Linked DNA regions of Mus musculus: region 1 is linked to region 2. Evidence: chromatin contacts called from ENCODE Hi-C data. All regions are on one chromosome and are shown on one strand. The core of a region is the stretch at or near the end of the contact, and the rest is flanking DNA. Distances in the headings are between cores, read along the strand shown. Region 1 overlaps Atf6 (activating transcription factor 6). Region 2 has its middle 12 kb from the start of Gm7694.

The links. A loop is a pair of places that touch in the nucleus more often than their neighbours do.
Region 1: a loop to region 2 is called in a map of left cerebral cortex, with 5 times the contacts of the local background. The contact joins two enhancer-like sites. A Hi-C loop is called at or near these places in 12 of 37 maps with a recorded cell type or tissue (Patski, adrenal gland, heart and 1 more).

Annotation. Positions count from the first base shown.
Region 1 is chr1:170,844,582-170,850,912 of GRCm38, reverse strand. Atf6 (activating transcription factor 6) reads left to right here. Exons shown (of 16, transcript NM_001081304.1): 4 at 1,696-1,796. Gm29733 (predicted gene, 29733) reads left to right here. Exons shown (of 1, transcript NM_001372466.1): 1 at 1-351. The coding sequence ends at 201. Among named protein-coding and RNA genes, the nearest start is that of Gm29733, 3.2 kb to the left of the region's middle. Within about 2 kb of position 4,917, at least 2 of the 3 ENCODE cell types and tissues checked have a DNase peak (open chromatin) inside an H3K27ac peak, as active enhancers do.
Region 2 is chr1:170,291,415-170,297,830 of GRCm38, reverse strand. No RefSeq gene overlaps it. Among named protein-coding and RNA genes, the nearest start is that of Gm7694, 12 kb to the left of the region's middle. Within about 2 kb of position 1,556, at least 1 of the 3 ENCODE cell types and tissues checked has a DNase peak (open chromatin) inside an H3K27ac peak, as active enhancers do.

The DNA.
Region 1 (6,331 bases), core at 3,668-6,167, 550 kb before region 2:
CTAGCTTATATTGGCTTCAAGACCTCTGCCTCGATGATGCTCTTCACTGTGTATGGGGGTTACCTCTGCAGTGTACGAGCCTACCTTTATCTCCAGCTTCGCAGTGCCAGGCGCCAGGCCGCAGAAGAGCAGCAGATCTCAGGAGTCCTGAGAATTGAAACGGAAAAGACCTCCCCGCGCGTCATCCCTGGCAAGAACTAGGCCACGATGCCTTTCAAACCTGCTGGGCTAAAAAGCCATGGTTTCTGTGGTACTGCTGGCTTGTGCTGTTTTGACAGTTTTGGAGGCCATCAAATAAATGGAAATGTGAGGGTGAGGTTTATTACAGAGATTAAATATTTTGCTTTGTTAGAAAATCAAAACAAAAGCAAAAAACAAACAAAAAAAGAAAGAAAAAAAGAAAAGAAAAGAGAACCCACAAAGTAGCCAGCAGTCTGGCCACACTCTGGCACTGGAGTTTTGGACCATTGTGAGGTGCCATGTGGGTGCTGGGAACCAAACTCAGGTCCTGTGTTATAAGAGCAGGTGCTCATCACAGCTGCTCAGCTCTCTGTCCCCTCTGTCCCTTTCTGAGGTATTTCTTTGCAGCAGAGCCTCTCCCTGAACCTAGAGCTGATGGGTTTTGCTAGGCTGGCAGCTGGTAGTGCTGCTATTTTTAAGGGAGCTTGATGAGGTTGGGTTTGAGTGAGCTGAGAGAACCTGCAGCAGGCTGTCAGACAGAGCTGACAGGAGAAACTGAAGGAACAGTGTCTTCTCCTGTCTTCTAGCATGCTTCCTTCTAGGTCCCTGCCTACACTGCCTACAAGGAAGTGGGCGTAGAGATCATTAGTGTCGCAGATGACAGGAGTGGAGAGAAAGTGGGTACAGAACCAGCACATTTCCCCAGTAAACCCCTTTCATCCCTGCCCTTCCTAGTCTCTAGTCTCCTTCATTTCATTTCTTATTTTGCTCAATCCCTGTCTTCTCTCATGGAATGTGAGTTACCTGAGTGTTCTCCAGCCCAAGTTCCTGATCCATAGATTCTGGGAACTTAATAAAATGGCTGTTTCAGCAAAGATTTAGTTACACAGCAGTAATAGAAAACTGAGTGTGTGTGTGTGTGTGTGGGGGGGTGTAGCCCAGTGGTAAAGTGTTTACCTGGCATGCACAAAGCGTGGGGTTTGAGATTCAGCTCCTGAAAACAACAACAAACTATAGCAACAACAACAATCAACCAAAAAACCAGACATAAAACAAAAAGCCAAAACTCTAGAGTGAGCATTGACCTTGTGCTTTTATGTTCTGCGGTGGGGGGCAGGCGTAGGTTAGATAGGTGAGTTGATACAGTGAGGGTGAACAGGCAGATACGGTTCAGATGGGAGGCTGCTGCTTATTCATGGTTCCTGTCTGACTCTGGGTAGTTGGCTTTTTGTCTACGGCCTAATACTGAAAACAGAGAGGAGTTTATAGAGTAGAACGTTTCGCCTGCTCTTGTTCCTCAACCAAGAAAGCCAGTGCACCAGTTTCTTCTTTTTCTCCAGAGAGTTAGCGCAGGAGTGACTTCCTACAGGAGTACAAGTGATTTTGAGTTTTTCATTGAAATGATGTTTTTGTAACCAAACTGCTAATTGAATTTTCAAAGACCATTTTGCCCATCTTATTGTGAGTTTGTATGAGTTGGTGTGTAAAACTGTCCACCATGTCTTTCCCTGACAGACATGAAGGCAGAGCCCCAGCCTCTTTCTCCGGCTTCCTCCAGTTGCTCCATCTCCTCTCCTCGGTCCACAGACTCGTGTTCTTCAACTCAGCACGTTCCTGTAGGTGGCCAGTCTCTTGTGATGTATTTATTGGGTTTAATGCCATCTGGGAAATGGGGGCTGGGGTGGGGTGGGGGGAAGGCGGTTGACATTAATGTTTTGAGTAATCTCATTCTCTGAGGAAAAGAGACTTGACAGGGCCTTGTGGGAGTGAGAAATCTGTTACCTCCTGGGTTCGGCTCCCTCCCTTTTGTTCTTGCTTCCTCAGTGCCCAGTAGTCTTTGCTTACTGGTTTTCTTTTCTTTCTGTACCCATCTTTCCACTCCCTTAGAATATACATTCTTTAAGGACTTGGAAGAATGTAAGATTTATAATTCCTGGGTCATAGAGTTCAGGAACTCCTACCATTATCTTTCAAATTAACTAAGATCTTTACAAAAGTCTGATAGCTCCTTTGGAGTGCATCCCTGGCCCTCACAACAAAAGCTTTGAAATCAAGGAAATGGAATACCTGATTTAAGTAATGGGAAAGGCAAAGTACAAGAAGAAAAATCAAATTAATATTTCATATATTTTAACTTTTATAAATTGAGCCATCTTTATTCTGGCAGGTTCTATACTTAGCAAACTTCTAAATTTTGGGAATTCTGTTTGCTTTGGGGTGTGTGTGTGTGTGTGTGTGTGTGTGTGTGTGTGTGTGTGTTTAGGTAGATGACAACCTTCAGGAGTTGGCTTTTTCCTTCTACCATGTTGTTATCAGCTGAGTTTTTGGGACCTGCACGGCAGGCATTTCTCCCTGCCGAGCCATCATCTCCCCAGCGCTGTATTCACTAGGAATTCTAAGATTACTTTTTGCTTTTGCTGGGCCATCAGCACCTGACCTTAGGATAAAAGCCATTAGGATCTTACCTGGTGGTCTGTCTACCAACTCTCCAAACCTTTCTTAGTAGAGTCACCTTCAAAAACAACTCTTAAAATTACAAAATGTACTATGTCCTTTGCCTTAAAGCCGTTTAATTACTTCCTAGTGCTCAAAGTGTGGAGTTCAGATTCTCTGTGTGCTGGTCCTCCAGGTCTGCCGTGCTTACAAACACTTTCTAGTTATTTCAGCCTTGCTTTGTGTTGCCCTTCCTATCCTCACTCCCCATTTAGCTTGTGTCCTGTGAGTTTCTTCTGAGAACTGTGCACATGGCTCATGCAGTCCTGTGCTAGGCACTTTGCAGCACTGGAAGTAGGGTCTCTGTTGTTATAGTGTTAGGGGGTTTTGTTTTTGTTTTGTTTTTTAATGAGACAGCATCTAACTGTATAGCTTCTTCTCTTGCTGCTGTGGCAAAACCCCTGACCAGTGCAACCTAAGGAGTAACGGTCTCTTTTGACTCAGTCTGTCATGGATGGGAAGGCATGGCCGCAGGAGACGAGGCTGATGGTCACATCGTGACCATGGTCAGAAAGCAGACAGACAAACGTCCCTGCTTTGCCTGCTTTCTCTGTTTCTGAAGCCTGACACCTCAGCCCATGGAGCAAGGCTGCCCACATTCAGTGTGGGTCTTCCCACTTGAGTCTAACTAGGAAGTGCCTCACAGTTATGCCTAGGAATCTGTTTTCAAGGTGGTTCTAGGTCCCGTCAAGTTAGTAACCAGTATAAACCAGTACAGCAGTGAAAGGGACTTCTGACTTGTGGTCCTGCTGCCCCAGCATCCCAAGTGCTAGGATTGCAGGGTTCTTTTAAAGGTAGTCTTACTGTGTTGCCCAGGCTGGGCTTCAGTGCAGGAATGTGCCACTGTGTCTGGCCTGGGTTGTTTCCTTCCTTCCTTCCTTCCTTCCTTCCTTCCTTCCTTCCTTCCTTCCTTCCTTCCTTCCTTCCTTCCTTCCCTCCCTCCCTCCCTCCCTCCCTCCCTCCCTCCCTCCCTCCCTCCCTCCCTCCCTCCCTCCCTCCCTCCCTCTCTCTCTCTCTCTCTCTCTCTCTCTCTCTCTCTTTCTTTCTTTCTTTCTTTCTTTCTTTCTTTCTTTCTTTCTTTCTTTCTTTCTTTCTTTCTTTCTTTCTTTCAGCAGGATTTCACTGTGTAGCTCTGGCTGGCCTGGAACTTATTATGGAGACTAGGTTGGCCTTGAACTTGTAGAGATCCTTCTGTCTCTGCCTTCTAGGTGTAGAGATTAAAATAATAACCAGCACGCCTAGCCTGGTTATTCTTCTTCTTCTTTATATTTATATAAGGTGCACATATATTTATTTTATTATTATTGTTCTTACTAGTTCTGTTATTGTTGCTGCTGCTCTTCCTCCACTTCCTCTTATCCATGTCCTTATCCTTTTTCCTGCCTTTTACCTCTCTTCCTCCTTTCCTTCTATTCTTCCTCCTCCTGTTACTCAAAAGCTTATCACTCAGAAAGACATTCTCTAATTTTTTATTGTTTTTTGTTTTTGTTTTGTTTGTTTGTTTGTTTTTTCGAGACAGGGTTTCTCTGTAGCCCTGGCTATCTTGGAACTCACTCTATAGACCAGGCTGGCCTTGAACTCAGAAATCTGCCTACCTCTGCCTCCCAAGTGCTGGGACTAAAGGCATGCGCTACCACCGCCTGGCTAATTTTTTATTCTTGTTCTCTTGCTTACACTGCCTTTTTATTTGGAATGATCTTAAATTTGCAAATATATTGTGGAGATTTTTGTCTGAGCCATTTGAGGGTCAGTTGGCCACTGAATTCCAAATTCTATAATGTCTACCTCCTATGAACAAGAATGTTTTTTTTAACAACAATACAGCCACCAAAACCAGGAACTAAACATTGATATATAACAATAATCTCATCTGTAGCCCTGTAGGCATATTTGTTTTAGCTATTTTATTTGGTTTTTATGTACCTCTTTCTCCCTTCCAGCCCTTATTCCTTCCAACCCCCCATCACCAGGTAGTAGAGAAGGAAGGGTGGAGGAGAAAGGAGGCTAGGTCTCTTTAAACTACTTCCTGCTGACTAAAGCAAGTCTAATCTTCCGCTACCGGGAAGTCCAGCTTCTTCTGGTCTCTTTCCTCTCAACCATCAGCAGCAGGAGCAGGACCCAGCAGGGGGTACAGCCGAACAGCCAGGCTTCTTCCTTAGTGTTCCCCTGCCCCTCAGAGTTCCCTCAGCCCCCTCTGGCATTTGGCTTTTTTTTTTTTTTCTCTCGCTCAAGAGTTCCCAGAATTAAGCTATCTGCACTGGGCACAGATCCTGCCCCTGCTGGAGCACGAGGCAGTCAGTCTGCTGCTGTGGATAAGCTGAAGGAGGCCACACCAGGGATTAAAACAGAAACATGTCTCCGTAGCATAACTGAGGTTAAAAGAAACCAAAACTCGCACTACCCAGTCCCGGTTTAGATTGTGCAATTTCCCATGTAGCTCCCCTTAGATTCAGACCAGCAAAAGCATCAGGTTATGTTGCATGTGGTTGTCTTTCTGCTTTAATTTTCTTTATTCTGGAACAATTCTTCCTTCTTGACTTCGTGCTTTAATGACCTTATCATTTGGAGTGCCAGACGTTTCCTCAGGATTGGAGTCAGCTTTAGTGTCTATGGCAGGAATGCCACAGAAGTGGTTTTGTGTCTGTCTTTTGTTTGTTTGTTTTAGCCTCTCTCTCTCTGTCTCTCTGTCTCTCTCTTTCTCTCTCTTGGTTTTTGAGACAGGGTTTCTCTGTATAGCTTTAGCTGTTTGGCTGTCTTGGAACTTGCTCTGTTTACCAGGTTGGCTTGCAGCTCATATAGATCACCCACCTCTGCCTCCTAAGTCCTAGGATTAAAGTAGTAAGGATGTCACCACTACCAGATCTGTTTTTGCCTTTTGAGATAGGATCTCACCTAGTTCGAACTGGTTTAAAGTTGCTATGTAATGGAAAATGGCCTTCAACTCCTGATTCTCCTGCTTTCACCTCCCAAGAACTGAGGTTACAGGTGCAGGCCACCCACACTCCACCTTGTCATTTATTTTTGATGATAAGATTCAGTTTGATGACAGTTTGAGGTGGTCCTGTTACTGGTGATGTTCACCTCAGTCAGCTGACAGCATCTGCTAGGCTCTCAGCCAAGAAGCTGCTCTTTTCTCCCTTTGCTAGTTGCCAGTATTTTGTGAAGAAGGTACTTTTAAACCGTGGAAAAGTACTGCTCTTAAAATAATAAGCTGGGCGTGGTGGCGCACGCCTTTAATCCCAGCACTCGGGAGGCAGAGGCAGGCAGATTTCTGAGTTTGAGGCCAGCCTGGTCTACAAAGTGAGTTCCAGGACAGCCAGGGCTATACAGGGAAACCCTGTCTCGAAAAACCAAAAATAAAAAAATAAAAAAAAAAATGAACATTTACTTTTTTATTTTGTGTGTCTTATGTATGGTTGTTCATGATGGCTCACAGTGAGTGTGTGAAAGTCAGACTCTTTCTACCACATGGGTTCCGGGGGTTGAACTCAGTGCCTTTACTCGCTAATCTGTTCTCCTGCCCGAATGTGCGGGTCTTTGTCAAGCTATCCATCACCCAGATACTTGTTAACATTAGTGTTGACTTACTGTTTCCCATTGGGTTTAGACTGTAACCATTGCTGTGATTATTTATTCTGGTGTTTGTGTTGTCTCGTAT
Region 2 (6,416 bases), core at 307-2,806:
AGGGTCCATAGCCCACTTCCATCATAAATGAGCAGAACCCCATGCTCATGTGTACATTCTTCCCCACAGAGACCAGAGCAACGACCTCGCAGGGAGTTAGCATCAGCAGCTATCAGCACAATACTCAAAGCTGTCGACTTTAGGGAAATTGCTTCCATGGCTGCTTTGAACTACAACAACCCTAGATGTCATTTACTGAGAGAATGTGACTTAAACAAGAGCTGATGAGGAGTCCCTTCACCATTAATGTTGTCAGATCTCAGGATCCGGAGGAGCCATGCCCTAGAGCAGCAGTTCCATGCTCTAGAGCAATGGTTCTCAACCTATGAGTCGCAACCCCTATGGGGGTCAAATGACTGTTTCATAGGGGTCACCTAAGACCATCAGAAAACAGAGATACTTAGATTACAATTCATAACTACCAAAATTATAGTTATGAACTGTAGCAACAGAAATAATTTTATGGTTGGGGGTCACCACAAACAGGAACTATATTAAATGTTGCAGCATTAAGAAAGTAGAAGGTTCAGTACTCTAGAGAATCAATCTATTGACTCTCTTAATAGAAAGAAGGTAGAGAGGAAGCAGGAGGCTCTGGAGGGAAAGGGACATCTGTTGTGTTCACACGGCCATTCACATTACCAAAGGAGGGAAAAATGGGTCCTTTCTGTCTAGACATTTGCTGCCATGACTAAGCCAGGGTTTGGAGTCTACAGTCCAGCATGCTGAGGCTCCTGGTTCTGTGTCATGAGCATCTTTACATGAGGGCAAGTCTCTGGCCTTTTCTGCATCTTATGGCTGTGGCTTCCAAGAGGTGGCAAAAGAGAAAGAGAGAAAGAGAGAGAGAAGAAAGAAAGAAAGAAAGAAAGAAAGAAAGAAAGAAAGAAAGAAAGAAAGAAAGAAAGAAAGAAAGAGAGGGAGAGAGAGAGAAAGAAAGAAAGAAAGAAAGAAAGAGAGAGAGAAAGAGAGGAGGGAGAAAGGAAGAAAGAAAAGAAAAGAAAGAAAGAAAGAAAGAAAGAAAGAAAGAAAGAAAGAAAGAAAGAAAGAAAGAAAGAGAAAGAGAGAGAAGGAAGGAAGGAAGGAAGGAAGGAAGGAAGGAAGGAAGGAAGGAAGGAAGGAAGGAAGGAAGGAAGGAAGGATGGACTTTTTAAGCTAGCTGGCTTTCCCCACTGCAGAGCACAGCTATGTTATTCCAGGAAAGCAGGAGTAACAAAAACCAACCCAGTGATATGCTATGCATGGGAAAAGGCGTTGAAAATACTTAACAACAGCAACATTTTTCTTTAAGTCTGTGCTGCAGTGACCATTCTTTAGGTGACCTTTTCTATTGGATGGCTTTGGGCTCTTCTTCTGTCATCAATCAGGTGTTAAAATGCGCCTGCTACATCATGCTCTCCTTTCCCACAATTGTGCAACATTTTTGTTTTATTTTATTGCCTATAGTCAAGTATGCAGAAATGATTATAAAAAAGTAGGGATTTTTAAAATATAAGTGTAGAAGTGGGTGTGCATATGACACTTTTTCAAAGCTGTCCTCTAATCTGGTCTAGAAACTAGAGGGGGAAGATGCATTTTAATTTAGACACTGGTGACAATACGGGGCCCTCTCTTAACAGTGGACGAGGATGCCATGCCTCTCCTGTAGGTACTGTGCTAACAAGATGTGTTAGAGCACAGACAGAATCACCCAAAGCAGGCCAATTCATTTCAGCTGCAAGAGGGCCCATTTCCTCTGGGCTTAAACCAATTGCTAAAGGACATTGACAGTCTAGGCTACTGAGAACTCTAGTTGGTTTGCTGGGTCAGTGCAATGCTAGTGGGGAACCCTGGTTGAAATTCTGAGCCTGCACCCCAGATGCTGTTCCCAACTCAGAGAATTTCCTATTGGTCAGCTTTCTCACCAGTTTTGGAATTAATCTGAGGTATGTGAATGCTAAGAATGTTCAGGAACTTTGTAGGCTTCCATTGTCTCTTCATTCCCTGCCATCCCAAACCTCTGAATTTCCAAGCCCGGCCTGGCCATGATTAGCTCTTGAGATTTTGACCCTCTGGGTCATCTAGGCTTCACTCAGCAGTGCTCCCCACAAGGTCCTCCAGGTTTATAACACCTCACATGAAGCACACCACCACCACCACCACCATGGCTCTCCTGGGAGTAGGGACAAGCACAGATTGATCATGTGTTCAGACTCACTATCTCCTAAGTACAAGTGGCGTGTCTGCTTTTCATCTCTCAAGAAAGCTTGCTTCAGAATCTTCCAGTTGTGCAGTGAAATCCCTGTGGAGGTCTTTCCCCCTCCGGTGAGCCTTCCTCCCTACTGTCATGTTCACCAGGGGCACAGGATGAAAGCCCAGTCTTCCCACCACCAACTTCGTACTAATGAGAAAATTCCTCCACTTTCGGTATCTAGGGACCGACCCTCTTGAGACACGAGTCTTTGTGTCCAGCTTATCTCCAGCTGCTGCCATGATGAATAGGCCAGCCCAAGGGAGCCTGGGGAAGCTCTACCCCCAGGAAACGTGGCTATTAATACAGACAGAGAAGCAGGCCTGAAGAAATATTTAAGGACCAACTGGAATACACCAGACTGCATTCTCTCCCGTGGGAGTTGCTTAAGTTTATGTTGGTTGCATGGAGCAGAAAACATGGCCTGTGTTTTCCTTTACTATAGGAAAAGAAAAAGGCCCACAAATCAAACCCCCCAGCAAACTGCAGCATTCTTCTCCTTTTACCATTTCAATAGTCAGCTCTTCCCAATGCCATCTGCTTAGCTACCTTCTTCCTTAAAGCATCCCTCTGTTTGCCGCCTTATCTGTCCGAAGCTTGTGCCTCTTACATAATCCTAGTTGGCTCGATCTGATGTTCAGCCTACACCGTGGGCCAACGCACTGCTCCCCAGGAAGTTTGGGATTGTCCCAGCCACCGAAGGGTAGTCAAGCCTGGACTTCCGAGGCAGAGGGAAGTAAGTCCAACCAGCTTGAGACATCAGCACTGTAGATGAGTTCCCAACACCTGCAGTTGACCGGCCCAGACTTCCCATGTGCCCCTTGGTTCTTCGTAAACTGTTTAGATTAGCCTTCGTGGCATAGTTAGTCCTGTGTGTTGTCTGGGACAAAGAGCAGAGCTGGAGAATGCTTTGTAGTTGAGAAGGTTTGGCTGGGGAAGCTTCATTGTTTGGAGATACTGTGTTGGCCTGTATGGGCAGCGACTGTGTGCATTACAGCTCACGTGTAAGAGTAGTTAGAGTATGGGTTAGGGACTTTGGCCCGGCCTCTCCCATATCAGTCAGTGACTCTGGGTAGTGTATGTTGTGACCAGGACTAGGGCCTTGCTGTGAAGTGAGATGTCAGATGGTTCTCTGTACTCTAGGTCACCCTCTGCCCAGCCTCAACCTACCTACTATTCCAAGCTTTTATGCTGCTATTTCATCTCTGCCCCAGAACCCCAGAACATCAGAACACCAGGACCCCAGGACCCATGGACCCCAAATTGCCCAGAATCTCTTCCCTGCCTTTGTTTTAGTTTTGGTTTTTGGAGTTGGGGTTTGACTACATAGCCTAGGATAGGCTTGAACTTGCAACCCTCCTGTCTCAGCCTCCCAAGTGCTGGGATTACAGGTAATCGCCACCACCACTGCCTCAGCTACACTTGCGCCTTCCTCCGATTTTGTCAGGCCTTGACAATTCATCCTTCACATTTCCACCGGTGTCTTCCCCTCCCTCTGTTTCTTTCTGCTGTTCCCAGTCTATTGTGAATGTGAAGTCACAAGGTCTGGGCCAGGCTGAGCTATATGTTCCCAAATAGCACCAATCAGCTGGGGGACCAAGTATGCAAACGCTTAAACATATGGAAAATATTCACCCTCAACATATGGGGAATATTCACCCTCAAACCCCACCCTACCCCATGCTGTGTGGTCATATAGTCCCAGGTGGTTTGCAGAGCAGTACAGCCTTTTGTGTCTCTCCTCAAGTCTCTGAGAGCTTTTGGGACAGGGCTCATACCATCTTCAGTTCTTAATAATCCATTTGCCATTCTAGGCCTTCACTGGTGGTTAATTGTATCTCTGAAGCTCCTATGTAGTTAGTCCAGCAATTGTTCTGATCAGTTTGCACATGCCCTCTCACTTGAATTTTTCTGGAATGCTATAATCTTATTAAGCCCATTTTCCAGACACAGATAAGCTTTTACTGTGGTCAGAAAACCCGACGTGCATGATCTCATTAATTCTCACATCTTGAGGGGAGCTATCTTGGCAGGACTGGGGGGGCGGGAGAGGTGGAGGGCTATGAACCATACACCTGATGAAAAGAAAAGTGAGCCCCAGAAGGCCAGGGTTATCATGTGTGCACGAGTGGGGGTGGAGGATGAGGGGTGGTGGAGATGTCACTCATCTTCCCTGCCACCATCCGGTAACTCTGTGCATTTCCATCACACCAGTCTAATGAGCAATTCCAGGAACTAGTCATGGCCTAGAAATATCTTTTTGAGTTTGACCTTCTCCAAGGATAAATGGAATTTCTCCAAACACTGATTATTCTTTCAAAATGGGAATTTAGAGACCCTTTTCTCTACCCCTTGTTCTTTTTCCAGAAGAGGGAACAGCAGACTATGTTTTTTAAATGGTGCTAGGAATTTCATGGAACCCCTATGGTAACACTTCAAAGTAAGAGACCTTATCCTTGTCTCCTAGGCCCCAGATCAAAACTTTAGGGATTTTAAGGACTTTGTCGATCATCCATGTCAGCCAATAACAAAGCTGCTGTTAGGGTCTCCACAAAACATTGATTTTCCAGGGTGTTTGTAAGAATCTGCGCTGACATGTAAGCATTTCCTCTTGCAGAAGACGATGGAGCCAAGAGGCAGGAGTGCTTACAAACCCCTGGAGGGACGGCTTATGTGCTTACCTGGTTATCGACTCCGAAGTTCAAGCGTTCAACTGGGCACTGAGTTCTGTTTGGCAAATACCTGCCAAGGAAAATCGGTCAGGTTTTGCAGCTACCATGGTTACTCAAACAGTGCTTGGGAAAAAAACACACACACAAAACAAAACAAAAATCCTTGTGGTACTATTTTTCTTGATGGCTGCCTGACCCCGTGTGGATTGATTTAGGATCGCAGTTTCTCATTCCTTCCACAAAAGATTTTTCATGACAAAAATGGCATTAATAAATGCTGCCCTCTGCCTAGAGTAGCTGGTATTTACACTAACATCATTCCACCCACGGGTAGTTTGTGGAGGAAAAAAATTAAGAGAGATGACACTTCTTAACTAGACATTCCAGATGAGGAGAGAAACGGATGGGAAGAAAGACTTTGAATAAAAGTATAGTGTCTGGAATGGCCATGCAGTCCTATAGTGCCTGCATGAGGGAATCTGGAATTTGAGAGCAGCTTGAGCTGCCTAGCAAGTTCCAGGGCAACCTTAGTTACATAGTGATTGAGGGTGTCCAAATGTTTGAGTTCATGATGATGCACACAGTTAGAGGTGGGGAGAGGGGAGCAGAGACACACAGAATTTCAAAAATGTATAATTGGTAACAATTCATAGAAATTTAATATTATAAACCCAGCTTTTAAATTTCCAGGAAAAATAACCAACTGTGAAGGAGAATGCAGTTAGTGCTTTCTCAGTAAGATGCCCATGCACAAAGTTAAAGGGACTAAAGTTAGTGACTTAGCATTTTTACATTGTGAGCTTTTAATCTACCATTTGCTACTTAGTTAGTTATCACAATGCCTAAAACGTATAAAATCTAAAAGACATTATAAAGTATTTAAGACTAAAGAAGGTTTATCACTCAAAAGATCAGCTTTAATGGGGATTCTAAAAATTTTCTAGGATACAAAAATTCCCTTGCAGTAAGCATGCTAGTAAGAATACTAATGAATCAGGAGGGTACTGTATACTTGGAGGTGCATAAGAAGAAAGGATGGGTAATTGACTCCAGAATTTATTGTCATTTAAGTGATAAAGGACACAAAATGAATGGGCTGAATTTTAAATAATATCAGAAAACCACATGGGATTAGTGATGGTCACAAGGAAAATGAGGATTTCCTAAATTGTAGAAATCCATATACTTACAGTATTGTAGGAAAATAAAAACCCAGAAATATAGGCTATAATGAGTATTGGGTAAACCAAAACAGTTCAATAGAGCTTTCATATTTAAAGCAATAATTCCTTCTTCTCAGTTGATAGCAGAAGAGGAGGGAAAAGGAAAACAAAAGGACAGTAAGTGGAAAGAATAGGGTGCTGTCTGTCTGAGGCCAGCCTGGGCTCCATAGGAAGACCCTGACTCAAAATGGATATAAATGACTGACTCTGAAATGCCTAAGATAGAATTGATTAATATCAAAGAGAAAGAGAAGACACAGAGTAATGAATGAGATAAATCTGTAAAAAGAGCAT